Linked DNA regions of Homo sapiens: all the other regions are linked to region 3. A link is a contact called in ENCODE Hi-C or POLR2A ChIA-PET data. All regions are on one chromosome and are shown on one strand. Each heading gives the region's core, a stretch centred on a gene start or an enhancer-like site at or near the end of the contact. The rest is flanking DNA. Distances are from core to core; before and after follow the strand shown. Region 1 has its middle 33 kb from the start of DAPK1. Region 2 overlaps DAPK1 (death associated protein kinase 1). Region 3 holds the start of SPIN1 (spindlin 1).

Region 1 (2,818 bases), core at 303-2,802, 920 kb after region 3:
TGCATCAGGCCTGTGTATTGTTAAATAAAAGATAAGGATGGTTATCTTGGCCTGGAGGAAAGAGAGAATTGGGAGGGTGTTTTGGTGCTGGGTCTCCACCTTCCTGGCTCTGGTGGAGACATTGGTGCAGACTGCCAATTTAAAATAGTCAAAAAGGTCAGAATCTAGTTTAAAGAGAGTTTATTCAAGTGCAAAAGTTAAGGACTGCAGCTGAGAAGACACTTCCAAGTTGCCTTGGGGAGTGCTTCGAAGAACAAAAGAGAGGCTCACATTTTGTTTTGTTTTGTTTTGTTTTTGTTTTTGTTTTTGTTTTTGAGATGGAGTCTCGCTCTGTTGCCTAGGCTGGAGTGCAGTGGCACTATCTCGGCTCACTGCAAGCTCCGCCTCCCAGGTTCACGCCATCCTCCTGCCTCAGCCTCCCTAGTAGCTGGGACTACAGGCACCCGCCACCACACCGGCTAATTTTTTTTTTTTTTGTATTTTTAGTAGAGACGGGGTTTCACCGTGTTAGCCATGATGGTCTCGATCTCCTGACCTCGTGATCCGCCCGCCTCCGCCTTCCAAAGTGCTGGGATTACAGGCGGAGGCTCACATTTTTTAATGAAAAAAAAAAATCAGGAGAAGGGGCTGATTACTAAAGTTGTTTGTCAGGAATTCTCATTGGTTTACAGAAATAACATTGGTTAGTGATTGGCTATACACTTTTCAACTATAGAGTGTATGGCATTTTATGACTACTTGGCCTCAGGCTCTAAGAGGTAATTATTTAGCTCAAAGGGGAGTGAGATGACTGCTGTTAAATTTAAATGTGTTTCTGGGCCTGATAATTTGAGAGACTTGCATTCCTCAGATAAAAGATTTTTCTTTCTCAAGACTCAGCTCCCTTCAGCTTCAGGTGACAAATTGTGGCCCAGTATCAGCCAAGCTTTCTCCCCAGTCTCCAGAGAATGCATCACCAGCTATCATTGAGGCTTGACACCATTGGGAGCATCCAAGAGAGTCTTGGGAATGGACTTTGACCTTCCTCTGATGGGCACCGGCAGCAAGGACAAGGTCCCCAAGTATCATCAGAAAGCAAAGAAAACACCAAACGGAAAGGAAGAGTGTGGGGTGCACCCCCTTGGAGAATGTGGCTGAGGCCAGATGTGAGAGTTCACAGGAGACACCAGCAGAAACACAGACATAACTTGTGACATTTTTCAGTGTTCTAAGACATGTCAGTTCAAGACTGGGCTTTCCCCATTCAACCACTCTACTCACACTCATGTGTGTTATAGACAAATTTAAACTGGAATCTCTTTGATTCCAGAAAGTTGATTTACATTGCAACAGAAATGCTTGTTTAGCTGAATAGGTCCCTAGGTAGTAAAGGGACTCCACACAGCATTATTTCTAGTGAAGTCTTTGATTCACAGAAAGATTCTTAGAAATCTTGCATCAGAGTGTAACAATAAAAAAGAAACTGTTCGGATTTTCATGCAGGAAATGCTCTTGGCCAGCAATCACCCTCAGGAAATTTTCAGAAATGCACGTGATGCCCAGAGAAGTGTTGTTTTGGGAATACCTAGTAATTAGTTCCAAAATCTTACCAAACAGCAGCACAGGCCTATAATTTCTATGTAAACTCAGCTCACTGTTTGAGTCATACTATGTTTCTTTTTTAGCTCAAGATTTGTCATCCACTACAAAAACCTCCTTTCGCTATACAAAATAGACAGCCACTCGAAATTGCTGGAGGGAAAAGCCAGTTTGCACAATGGGGGTGGCATGTTTGGGTGAGAAAACCAGAGACTCGGAGTCAGGAAATGCCAGTTCCTCCCTTCACTCCTGTGACCTAGAGCAAGCACCTTCACCCTTGAGAGTCTGGCCTTTCTTTCTTTCTTTTTTTCTTTTTTTTGAGATGGAGTCTCACTCTGTCACCTAGGCTGGACTGCAGTGGCGCGATCTCAGCTCGCTGCAACCTCCGTCCTCTGGGTTCAAGCGATTCTCCTGCCTCAGCCTCCCGAGTAGCTGGGATTACAGGCACCTGCCACCATGCCAGGCTAATTTTAATATTTTTAGTAGAGACGGGGTGTCACCATCTTGGCCAGGCTGGTCTTGAATTCCTGACCTCGTGATCCACCCACCTTGGCCTCCCAAAGTGCTGGGAATGTGTGAGCCACCACGCCTGGCCTGGCCTTCCTTTCTTGTAAAATGAGAGGGTTAAGTCCAGGTTCGTAGTCAATAACTACGTGTTCAGTAACAGATTCGTACCAGGGATTTCCACAAACTTTCCCCAACCCAATCACCACCACTTCCTTTTAGGACTAAGATTTTCAAGGTCTGCTTCAGTCTTCATAGCTTTACATGTCTGGGAACTTATGTCTTAAATTTTTTTGTAAGAAAATTATCCTGTGTGTAATGGAAATGGAAATATTTCTCTTGCTAACCTGATTTCAACCTGCTGAATATAAATATTCACATAACACAGCATTTATAAAATAAAAATCACTCATAAGTATATCTTTCAGCAGTAACCACAGTTCATATTTTGGTGTGGCAGCATCTAAACGTGTTTCTGTGGAGATCCACACACATTCATTTATCCTAGGGTATTTTCAGAAGTCTTCCTAGTCTCCATCTGCTTTTTTTTCTTGTTTGCCACATGTTATATGGATATCTTTCCATGTCAATATGAGATCGTTTAATGTCAAGAAATACAGATGAAGTCATCATTTTCATGTTCAATGGTTTGAGAACATTCCATCATGTAGTTAAATTATAATTTCTATAACTCTTCCCTATTGGTGGACATTGAGGTTGGTTCCATTTTTTTTTT
Region 2 (2,753 bases), core at 117-2,616, 680 kb after region 3:
GAGACCAGCCTGGCCAACATGGTAAAACCCTGTCTCTTCTAAAAATACAAAATTTAGTTGGGTGTGATGGCTTGTGTCTGTAGGCTGAGGCAGAATCACTTGAACCCAGGAGGCGGAGGCTGCAGTGAGCCGAGATTGTGCCACTGCACTCCAGCCTTGGCAACAGAGTGAGACTCTATCTCAAAAAAAAAAAAAAAAAAATTAATTAATTAATTAAAAAAATAAATAAATGTAGCCTATATGAGAGTTCATGGTACTATCCTTGCAACTTCTCTAAAGGCTTGAGAACATTTTCAAAAAAGAGTCAGAACATTCTATTATTATACCATTATGTGAATGTTTAACACACACACATAGAAAAGGCCTGAAAGGATATGCTGCCATGATAATAGTTGGCCTCCGAGAAGGGGAGAGAGGAGTGAGACCAGAGATGATGGCCCAAGGGGACTTTAGCTTTTTGGTTGTGTTTATTTCTTAAAAAAATAAAAAGAAAGGAAAAAAAAGTGACAAAAAACAGAAGGAACTTTCCCTTTATGGAAGAGTTCTGCTTCCTTTCTTGGAGAGTGGCCATCGCCCTGGACTCCCTCACTTGGAGGCTCTGACCCCACCGGTGACCACACAGTAATTTCCTGCCCACAGTCTGGCTTAAACCTGAAAGATGCCCCCTGTCTAAGAGTCTATTCAGAATTGAACCTAGGTTGAAAATTCCTGGAGGGCAGAGCCAATATTGATCTAGTTCCTGATACAGCATTTGCTGGAATACCATTTGCAGTTTGGTCCTAAACACTGCTCATCGCCTCAGGCTCAGGAAAGACGAAACTGTCCCATAGTGGAGGAGAACAGGGAGCTAAGACAGTCAGCTAAACGTAGTGTGGGACCCTGGGCCAGAAAACAGAGTCAGAAGGGCCACTGGGGAGTTCTGAAGATCTGCAAATTAGATACGGAAGGCAGGTCTGGAGGAGGCCCGGGGCCAATCAAAGTCGGGCCACACAATGTAGTTCCTGCTGCCTAATTACCCTCCTTCTTTACATCTTCATTTACTTACTAAACTCTCAAGGGCAAGCAGGGATGTAATGACAAATAAAGGAGACTATATGATATGATCTAGAAAGTTGCTGGTCTACTACTAGAAAGCAAGGGACTCCTGTGCCAAAGGAGTTTAGAATTAGAATTGACACATTTTTTACATCCAGCAGTATCTTGTCATCTAAGATGTGGTCCTTCACCTGTGTTCTTCCTTGGATTCAATCACTTTAAAGTATTCCTGGATGAGTTGGCAGATTCTCTGGCCATTTAACTGGGAGTTTAAAGGCTGATGAAATTACTGCCCGGCGACTCCAGTTTTCAAGGTCACTGGCTTGTGGATTCAGGTTTAGTTTCAAGAAATTTGTATGACTCATACAAACTGGCTATAGGGCCAGACCTGGCACCTGAGATTGGGGAGGTAAGCATCTGGCTTTTAATAATCTCAGAGCTGCTTTTAGTTGCAATATTCAGAACCGCTCTTCTTGGCCCACACTAGTTCATGTAGGCTCCCAATTTCACATGGTGGAGAAACACGAAGGCACTGCCCCCGTTCCTGGGACAGGCATATGATGCCATTAGAACAGGGTTTCCAAACCGCGCCCTGGTGCTCAATGTCACAGAACCAGAGCAAAGCCTCCCATTCTCAATCATTTCTGCTGGGCATTGCTTGCTAGAGTTTTTTAATGTGCATCTTTAATTATGATTACTCTGTGTATCTGTGCACCAGAGTTCTCTGTCTTTGTATCTCCAGACATTGCCTCCACAAGGACACCTCACTGCCTTTTCTCAACTGTTTTCCCACCCAGGAGATCTGTGTGGAGCTGATGACTCCACGCTGATACAAAGAAGCCATCCTGAAGGCTGCCAGGAGTAGCAGATTAAGTTCCTGGTGCCCAGGGGGAGTGAAGAGAGACCCAGTCACCCAGGGCAGTGGGCACTGCACTCCCAAACTAACAGACTCTGGAAATAAAAGCAAAACACGACAAGACAAAATGACAGCTCCTAAGGTGAGCCGAGAACTGCAGTTCAGAGCGTCACTTGAGGCTGTGTTTGTCACACGTGTGGAAATGTTGTAGGTTAGCTGGACCATTTCCACACTGCTTCCCCAGGCTCACACCACTTCCAAGAGCTGGAATTTGGGACAGGCTGAGTCCCTGGCACCTCTCACGGCCCCCTGCCTGGGCTCCCAGGGGCTCACCTCGCCTGTGCTGTGGAGCTGCTGAGCAATGCGCCTGAGGTCCTCCTCGCTGGCCAGGGGGTTCAGCTGGTCCTGCACGTCGTACACAAACTGCTGCAGCGACATCAGCTGGTTGGGTCCATTGAGCTTCCTCCAGGAAGGCAGCGTGGAGATGATTTTCTCACACAGGTGAGTCATGGGAGGACAGACCTAGAGGGGGCAGGGCCAGACAGGTTAACTCACCTGCAGCTGTGGGTGCCCTGAGCAGAGCCACAGTGGAAAGGACACCTTTCATTCAGGCGCCTTGCAGGTGATTTGATGAACGAGTGGGTTTTTTTGTTGTTGTTGACGTTTTTTTTTCTTTTTTTAGACTGGGTCTCGCTATTGCCCAGGCTGGTCTCAAACCCTTGGGCTCAAGTAATCCTCTTGTCTCAGTCTCCTGAGTAGCTCCGACTACAAGTACACACCACTGTGTCTGGCTAGTTTGTGTTTTTTGGGTTGAGTACTGGGGCAGTTGTCTTTTAGACTTGCTTTTAAGCCTCATCTATTG
Region 3 (2,700 bases), core at 189-2,688:
AAATTTCACTTCAAAAGAGTGTTAAAAAAAACTCAGTATATCCAGGTATAAATCTCCAAGTTTAATTTTCACTGCTTAACAAAAGCGATGTAGAAAGCAATTACTGTACCCTCCATTAATCCTTTCGGATTGCATGGAATTCCTTCCAGAAAATTCCAATAGAAAAAAAGTTAAGACAGGTAATCGCGTTTTGGTACGTGTGTCGTCTCTGGCACAAGTCATGTAGAGTGAAATCCTTTAAGACATTTAAATGTTCCTGGTATTGTTTTGTGATTAACGTGATAAAATTGCCAAACAATCCATATTTACCATGAGTGAAAACACTTCCACCACGTACGGAAAATCTCTCCAAAACACAAAATCTGATTCAAAAATTATAAGTAAAAAGAGAATAAATGTAAAAACAATTCCATAAACAAACTTTGAAATGCGTATACGATGACATTACTGAAGCCATTACTCAAAACGAACCTCTGTAAAATCGAGAACGCACAATCAATGCAATAAAATGCTCGAGAAAGCCAAACCCGAGGCGCTGCGCAGTTCCCGCATCGCACAATTCGTTTCAACACATTCCTTGACGAATACACCCAAGGTCACTCACGATGGAGAGGAAAAGTGCCTGTCTCTCTCCAGAGCACGCAACCCGTTCGCCGCGCCCCCACGGAGGGCGGCGAAGAGACGGCGCATCAGGAAAGGGGCTGCGCGGGCGCGAGGACTGGCCGGTGGGCGTTCCGGCGCCGCGAACCGCGGAGCCTGCAACTTACAAGGTCCGCGGCCATCCCCCGGGCCTGGGAGGGGTGGCCCCAGGGCAGGCCCGCGTCCCCGGGGTGACCCGACCCGTCGCGCCGGGGTCCCGCCCCTCCCCCCGCCCCGCCCCCGTCGCCGGCCCGGGATTATGCAACGTTCCCCCTCCCCGCCTGCATTCTGGCGCAGCGCCCCCTCCCCGCGCCCGACTGCGCAGCGCCGCCGCCCCCTGCCCGCCGGCCTCCCCGCCCGGCTCCAAACAAAGCGCGCGCTAAGGGGCCGGCGGCGGCCGGGGAACTGGGGACGAGAGGGTGGCGGCCATGTTGGCGGGGGGCGGCGGGGATGGGGGCACGGAGGAGTAGGGGCCGGCGAACAAAGGAGCGCGCGCCCGCCCCGAGGCCCAGGCCCGCCCAGCCCGGGTCCCCGCCGCGGCCCAGCCGGCAGGGGGCGCTATGCGGGCGCCGCCCGCTGGACAATGCTCCGCCGGGCCCCGCGCGGGCCGCGCTCACCTGCGCCCCCGGGCAGACCGCCGCACCGCTGGCCCGCCCGCAGCCCGCACTCCCTCACGACCCACGCCCGCCCTGCGCGGGCCTCACCTGCTGACCGCCGAGGCTGCAGTCCACAGGCCCACGGGTTCCGCCGTCGCTCGTTCGCGCTCCCGCCGGCCCCAGCCTGAGCCAGACGGCGCCTCCCCGCCCCCGCTCCCTCGCCGCGGACGCCGCCCGCCCCCCAACAGTCAGGGCGCACGCGCACTGCGCCCGCCGAACTGCGACGGCCGCGCCGCCCCGGCGCCTGGCGCCGACGGCCGACTGCGCAGGCGCAGTGGGGCGGGGCGGGGCCGGCGAGGGCGGGGCCTGGCCCCTCTCACCTGGCTGGCGGCAGGGCGGGGCTCGAGCCCGGGACTGCCAGGTGCGCGCCGGGAATGGGCGGCGGCAGGCGCGCGGGGCACAGGTTCCTGAGGGGGCGCAGCTTTTCCTGGAAGGCAGGCAGCCTGAGAAGGGCTTCGTTTTTGCGCAGTAGGACGTTGAAGAAAGGACAAGCCCCCTTTGTCCTGGACGTAAGCCGCAAGTCGTCCTGAGTGGTGCACACCGCGAAGACTGAGGAAACTGGATCACAGGGCTGGGCCGTGAGCCTTGAACCTCGGAGAACGTCGCATTACTGCTCCAGCGCGCCGGTTCAGGGCCGCGGGACGCGAGCCCTTTAAAAGGATGGATTTGCTTCCTGTGACTCCCTGGAAGAGACGTCTTCACCACCGCACTGCGTAGAGGCCGGCGTCGTCGCCGGCTCACCCCGCTTGCTGCCTCCCCGCACAAAGCCCAGCCCAGGTAGCTCAGGTTAGCTGGAGCCCCGGAGCCTCACCTACAAGTACCTGGCCTGTCCTAGGTTGTGTGGGGACGGGATGTGGCTTCTGCAAGCCCAGAAACCTGTTTCCACTCCCCCACCACAAATGGAACTCACCCAGCTCTACTCGCAAGGTTAGGAGCCAAAAATTCCCATGATCGCACGCGAATTCATTTGACTTCCGTTTCAGTTAAGATGCCTTTTCAGCATTTTGTTGCTTGTTTGCAGAAGGGAGAGAGGTAGGATCAAGAATAGTTTTTACTCCTGCAGAGTCGAGTGCGAGACTTGGAGGCTGAGTCCAGGCGCTCTCCCCTCCCCGCCAGTCCCGTGTCCTGGAGCAGGTCACTGACCTGGTTCCTCGAGTGCGACAGCGCAGCCTCATCGTAATAAACCGCCTCCCAAAGCGTTGTCAGATCAAATTCCAGAACATGTTACTGGAAAGCACCTTGAACACTCTAAACTGCAGCACAGTTATTAGTTAGCAATACTCTTTGGGGTTTCACTGGCACCTTTTCTAACAAATAAGATTGATAGATGCCTGCTCAAACAAATTGAAGTGCTTGTCTCAGATGACACACTTGGCAGGCATGGGACGTTCACAGGCCAACTAGA

What was found. A loop is a pair of places that touch in the nucleus more often than their neighbours do. ChIA-PET counts read pairs that join two places held with the same protein, here RNA polymerase II (POLR2A). Pooled maps may share reads with other maps.
Region 1: a loop to region 3 is called in a pooled map, with 4 times the contacts of the local background. The contact joins the enhancer-like site here to the promoter of SPIN1 in region 3. A Hi-C loop is called at or near these places in 2 of 37 single-sample maps with no recorded cell type and 1 of 50 pooled maps.
Region 2: a pooled map shows a loop between it and region 3 (5-fold over the local background). The contact joins the enhancer-like site here to the promoter of SPIN1 in region 3. A Hi-C loop is called at or near these places in 2 of 168 maps with a recorded cell type or tissue (chondrocyte and endothelial cell of umbilical vein) and 5 of 50 pooled maps. POLR2A ChIA-PET finds 5 or more read pairs at or near these places in 1 of 52 experiments (activated T-cell).

The regions. Positions count from the first base shown.
Region 1 is chr9:87,463,130-87,465,947 of GRCh38, reverse strand. No RefSeq gene overlaps it. Among named protein-coding and RNA genes, the nearest start is that of DAPK1, 33 kb to the left of the region's middle. RefSeq lists enhancers at 12-61, 903-1,142. Within about 2 kb of position 1,552, at least 4 of the 41 ENCODE cell types and tissues checked have a DNase peak (open chromatin) inside an H3K27ac peak, as active enhancers do.
Region 2 is chr9:87,702,689-87,705,441 of GRCh38, reverse strand. DAPK1 (death associated protein kinase 1) reads right to left here. Exons shown (of 26, transcript NM_004938.4): 25 at 2,225-2,413. Among named protein-coding and RNA genes, the nearest start is that of CTSL, 22 kb to the left of the region's middle. RefSeq lists an enhancer at 1,705-2,753. Within about 2 kb of position 1,366, at least 2 of the 41 ENCODE cell types and tissues checked have a DNase peak (open chromatin) inside an H3K27ac peak, as active enhancers do.
Region 3 is chr9:88,387,182-88,389,881 of GRCh38, reverse strand. SPIN1 (spindlin 1) reads right to left here and starts at 1,438. Exons shown (of 6, transcript NM_006717.3): 1 at 1,344-1,438. It overlaps LOC124902204 (a long non-coding RNA gene), which reads left to right and starts at 683. Exons shown (of 2, transcript XR_007061652.1): 1 at 683-770; 2 at 1,765-2,700. RefSeq lists a silencer at 786-1,685 and an enhancer at 1,763-2,622.